Regions from separate parts of the Homo sapiens genome. Here region 2 is linked to region 1. The links are chromatin contacts, found by Hi-C or POLR2A ChIA-PET in ENCODE. All regions are on one chromosome and are shown on one strand. The core of a region is the stretch at or near the end of the contact, and the rest is flanking DNA. Distances in the headings are between cores, read along the strand shown.

Region 1 (2,807 bases), core at 21-2,520:
TAGTTGAGCTACTTAATTGGATTCCTCAGAACAGGGTCAGTAAAAATAGATGCAAATCCATAGGGTGACATAGTCACATAAGATTGTGGAAATTGTAACATGACTGGCTCTAGGACACGCACAAATTTTCATATGCAGAGTCCTGAGAAGAGTCATGGTGAAGAAACCCACTTAAGCAATTCCAAAGTTAAATGACAAGGAAGACTGCACTAATGTCCTAAGGCATCGGGTCCTGCAGAACTTGTTTGTTAGCAAAACCACCCCAGATGGAAGACTTGGGTGGCAATTCCAAAGGGCCTTTTCCTGCATTCCTGACTGACCTTAATTGACAGTGACGTTGACATCGCAGGCTTTTCTGGCCATCCAAGTAGTGAATGAACTTGCAGCAAACCTTGGAAAACCTTATGCAATCCTGTGTCAAGAATCTCGTGACAAAGTAAAGAATCCTTTGGGAATGGGCATGTCCACCTCTTAAATTACATACTTGCTGTAAAACAAACTGGCAGAGCTACTGTCTGGTGACCACAAAGGTAATTTGCCTACAACTCAGAATGAAGATTTGTCCCAGAATGAGTTCTTTTTACCAATAGAGAATATTTGCATTCAGAGAATCTGGGCCAGAACTTCCTCATCTCTTTTGAAAGGTATGCTTCCCGAAGCCTCTGGGTTGGCCCTGGTGACTCTCTGCAGAAGAGGAGGGTGAGTTCTTCACTGCAGTTTAAGATGCACCCATCAGGGCCATGACCCGTTCATTATCGCACATGGCCCTTGGCCCAGGACCAAGGCAGAAAGAGGCACAGATTGCTCCCCTCTTCTCTGGGCCTCTTGACAACCCTGAGCTCTACACTGCTGGATATATACATAAATATATATAGTCCCATGTTCTTAAGTCTCACTTTGAAAACTACAACCCTCAAGTGACAACTGGGCAGAGCTCTGGAGAAGATGGGCAGTGACTGGGAGCCCTACTCAGGGACACAGAACCATGAGTGGTGGGTCGCCTCTGTAGGTTAATATTGAGTGTCAACTTGATTGGATTGAAGGATGTCAGACTCCAGGTTCTTCAGCTTTGGGATTCAGACTGGCTTCCTTGCTCCTCAGCTTGCAGACGGCCTATTGTGGGGCCTCACCTTGTGATCGTGTAAGTCAATACTCCTTAATAAACTCCCCTTCATATATACATCTATCCTATCAGTTCCATCCCTCTAGAGAACCCTGACTAATACAGCCTCTTTCTCACTTTTCCTCTTCCCCAGGAGGTCCTGGCCATGCAGTGCCGCGTGGAATCAGGACAGATGACTCATGCTCCAAGAATTCTTCACTTTGCTTAGAAGACCAGCCAAAGAAAGGAAACTCCCTTGCATCTGGCCTCCTTCTTGGGGGAGTGGGGACTGCGGTGCTCTCTCCCCGCCTGGGAGGGGAGGGAATGTTATTCTTTGCAGAGCTGCAGATGTATCTATTTCCTGGGGTTGCTGTTTATTCTGTTAGAGATTGAAAATACTGGGTGAAAATAAAGTTTAACCCAGAAATCTGACTGATAGGATTCTTGGAGGGAAAGGCATGTGAACCGAAAATAGTCCTCAGTATTGAGTCCCAAGGACTTTTACTCCTTTTTTATTTCTTAAACAAAATTTCAATTGGTGGATAATAGTTTATGGACAAGACTTTATGGAAGAAGCATGTGTGATGGTCACAAGTACCTGCAAAGGTCAAAAAGCATGAGTCTTTTATATCCAGCACATAAAAATAGCATAGATGGTTCCAGAAAACTGGCCCTGGTGCCCTATCTGCCATCCCCAAACTAGAGCTTTGAGGTTCGTTCAAGGGAGGAGTCTCACAGATACACGAAAAGAAGGCTACATTGTGACAATGATACAGGATATTAAAGTTAAAAAAAACAAAAAGATAGTTTAGCCCATTCACTTCATTCAATCCCAGACCTCTAGTTTGGAAACTCAAGACAAGAGAAATTGCCACAGAAACTCTGTGCAGGGTGAAATGAGCTCCTTGCTTCCAATTTTCTTGCTTGTCAGTACCCATATCATACCCAGAACCAACGTAGCCACGAGGAACACCACACATGCCTCTGCCTAGCAATGCATCCTGGAAGGCCAATAACCAAACAGGCAGAAATTTTCCAAACAAGATGTTAAGCTGTTGGTAGCTTGAAACAGACCATGGTGAGAGTATTTACATGCCAAAAAAAAAAAATGGCAAACGCTACAGTCATGGCTTTCTGACTTTTTGTTTTGTTTATTGAGACAGAATTTACCAGCCTACCGTTGCCCAGGCTGGAGTAGAATGAAGAATAAGGAAATGGATCTGGCCAAGGGCCCCAAGGGGCTGGACTTTGAGCCAAGTGACCACAGTTTAAAGGACATAAGCAACCCAGCCTTGATTCCATGGTGTCGCCACACCTGCAGATGTGTCCCCTTGGGTAGACAGCAACTATGACCATAGTACAGGTGACGTCAGGGGTGGGTACAGGAACCAAGGCATTCCCTACATGGAGTAAGCTTTGTTAAACAATCCAGTATGTTTTTTGCTGTGTTGTGGGGAATTAAGAGAAGCCTGGGATCATGCTTGGGTGAAGCAGGGCAGGGAAGATCCACCCAGCCTGGAGGAAGCCAACTTTGGTTCAGTAAATGGCATTCATCTGAGAGAGCAGGGGAGGAGTCAGCCGCCAGCTGAGCAACAGGGAAAGAACAAGGACAGACTTGAGGATCAGGCACATCTGGAGGCAGGGTATTCTCAGAAATGGGGAGGAATTGGGGAGTTTCACAATGACAGAAACCTGGTAAAAGATG
Region 2 (2,759 bases), core at 143-2,642, 41 kb after region 1:
CTTTGCTCAAACAGAGCCCCCGCCTGTCTGTTGGAGATTCTTTGTTTCACCCTTTTCAGTAACCAGAGCCACAGCTTCTTTGCTCACGTCCAAATGGAGAAAAAAAAATGGCTGAGCTTTGCACTGCCTGGGTCACCCCTAACTCAATCCCTGCCACCAGGCTGCAGATTTGGGTAGCAGTTTGTTGCCCTAACACAGGATAACTGTGATTGGTTGATATCAATCAAGATATGTCCCTAAAGACCCAGAGGAGCCAATCTCAATCAAGCCTTGGCTGCAGCACAGTGAGAAGTCCCCTGGCATGGCCAGGAGAAACCTACTTTGCCCAACAGGTACGTATCCATGATTGGAAAGGAAAAAAGACCAATTTGTACTGAACCTATATTGAGTACTGACTAAGGAGCTTTTACCATTTAATTTAACCCCAACAGTCCTTAGGGGGAGGGCTTGCTATGCTTATTTCACAGATAAGAAAACTTTAGCTCAGAGAGTATGAGTCATTTGCTTAAGGTCCCACAGCTAATATGCATCAAAGCTTATCTCACCGATTTCATATGCTGCTTGGCACAGCTTGTTAATGACCCTGAAGTCCATCCAAGCTAGACCTGGGAAATACATTTTAGATCCCATTCCCCCAAGTTTTGTTGTTAAAACTCATGTAGAGTATTTGGAATACATATATATGGAATATGAACATATATATATATATAAAAACATATATATATATGGTTTAGACTAAAGTTGGAAGGAAAACTAAAGATATGTTTTTTCCAGTTAAGCATCTTCTAACAGTTTAAGTAATTGGTTTGTGTTATCAGATTGTGGTCTAAACTAGATCACAGGAATGAATCATAGCTGATGTAATGCACACATGTCTTAGCACAGCTATTATGTGGTACCCAGGTGCACTGAATTTTACAATATGAAACCAGAGCTCTGCCCTTGAACCCGGTGAGCAATTATGGCATCATGAACTAGGCACTTGGATGCAGTTCAAAGAGCTGAGAACAAGTTACGAAAACGCAGGGAAAGTAAACTTCGGAGTTCCAGAGAGGTCACTCAATCTCCTCCTGGCCTTGCAGAGATGCCGATATCAGCTCCATGTGAAAACTGGTGGGGAAAACCTACAAGTCCAGGCTTTCACTTTTCCCTTAAAAGAACAGGGGTTGTCCTGAGCTGTGTAGCCTCTGGGATGGTGAGTCTTCCAGAAAATTTTCTCCCAGGGGACTTCACGGAAGAAGAAATTCCCTTCAAACTTGGGCTTTTCAGTTCTGTTACTAGCATTTGGGATTGGACCAATAGCCCCTGATGGCAATTCTGGTTGGGCAGGGGAAGTGTGAGAGTGTGGTGGGCAGGTGGGTAGAGGTGGGAAACGAAGCAAAGGGACAGAGACATGCAGGCTAATGTGGATGGTGGAGACCTCCCAGCAAGGGCAGCACTGCCTGCAGCAATGCCAGAAAGACAGCCTGAAAGAGAAGCTTTCTGCAACCTTAGTTCTTTTTGCTCAGGAAGTACTAAAGTTAGAACCTGCTGTCTTTTAAAAAGAAATGATGTTATTTCACAGATCCGCACATTTAAATAACAAATAAGCCAAGACAAAACAAAACAAAATGTGAAGTCCTAAAATTTAGTTAAGATACATTTTTCTTCTAAGAGACTGCATGGAAATTTTGTTGTTGAAATAATTCACTGTGCTGAGCTTCACTTGAAATGCTTAAATACCTTGAAACCATTTCCATTTTTGCCTTTACTCAAAATAAGTGGTTACTTTCTAATGAATGAAAAGCCCAGTATGTGAAAAGTGTGGCTTAGGCCAATAAAAAGGGAGGTAACAGCATTTTAGTAGTTTCTCAGAAGCAGTTAAAAAATAACACAATGAAGTTTAACAGGCTGAGGAAACATCACACCCCATCATTAAAAACAGCAATGCCAAAAATACCCAGGGGTGAACAGAGGTGAGGGAGACTGCCAAAAGATTATTGCTTGAAGGATTGCCTTTCCTTGTACGGGTACCTACCCAGGGCAGTTGCTCCAGGTTCATGCAGGGGTGGCCATATTTTGTATCACGTGATCCTCAGTCCACAAGCTGATTGGACCAGAGGAGGCCACTTCCCCAGAGGCTGATCAGAACACCGTGATACAGCTCCCTGCAGGGGGCGCTGCGCTGTTTTTGCAGCCAAATGCAAAATGAAACTGTAAGTGCTCTCATTCAAAAAGCAGGAGAAACGTGCCATGGAATGTAGTAAAAGATAAGGCTTTTCCCTTTTTCTACAGTCTCTCAATTTGTTATGGTGTTTTTACTTTGCTCCTTGAGGTCGTTTTGAGTAAAGAAAGAATACAATTTTAAATCATTAGCATGAATTTTACCATTACTCTTCATATTGTGCAATTTCACGTTTAAATACAAACATAAGTACATTTAACTCATATGCAGCATCACCAAAATTACACAATTTGTATTTTGTGGCTTGTACATGCATATATATTTCATTCTTAGCAGAACATTGGAAACACTACAACACATGAACTCAACTGTCTTTATTTCACTTCTTGGTGCACACATTTTCTACTAACAACCTCTACTTTTGGCTTATTGATGAATAAGGAAAGACTTAAAAAAAAAAAAAAAAAAGGAAAAAGCAAGTCTGGCTCTCTTGCCCTTTCCTTCTAAGTCCTCGTTTTCAGCATAAGGGGTTAGCTGGCATAGCTCTGAAGCCTGAATATCTGAGACAGATCTCAGTTAATTTAGGAAGTTTATT

Evidence for each region. A loop is a pair of places that touch in the nucleus more often than their neighbours do. ChIA-PET counts read pairs that join two places held with the same protein, here RNA polymerase II (POLR2A). Pooled maps may share reads with other maps.
Region 2: a loop to region 1 is called in a map of endothelial cell of umbilical vein, with 4 times the contacts of the local background. The contact joins two enhancer-like sites. A Hi-C loop is called at or near these places in 2 of 168 maps with a recorded cell type or tissue (HepG2 and endothelial cell of umbilical vein) and 6 of 50 pooled maps. POLR2A ChIA-PET finds 5 or more read pairs at or near these places in 4 of 52 experiments (A549, HEK293, HepG2 and 1 more).

The regions. Positions count from the first base shown.
Region 1 is chr2:234,839,166-234,841,972 of GRCh38, forward strand. All of the region lies in intron 2 of LOC101927896 (a long non-coding RNA gene), which reads right to left. Among named protein-coding and RNA genes, the nearest start is that of SH3BP4, 110 kb to the right of the region's middle. Within about 2 kb of position 1,271, at least 5 of the 41 ENCODE cell types and tissues checked have a DNase peak (open chromatin) inside an H3K27ac peak, as active enhancers do.
Region 2 is chr2:234,879,744-234,882,502 of GRCh38, forward strand. The region is part of intron 2 of LOC101927896 (a long non-coding RNA gene); the gene reads right to left. Among named protein-coding and RNA genes, the nearest start is that of SH3BP4, 71 kb to the right of the region's middle. Within about 2 kb of position 1,393, at least 10 of the 41 ENCODE cell types and tissues checked have a DNase peak (open chromatin) inside an H3K27ac peak, as active enhancers do.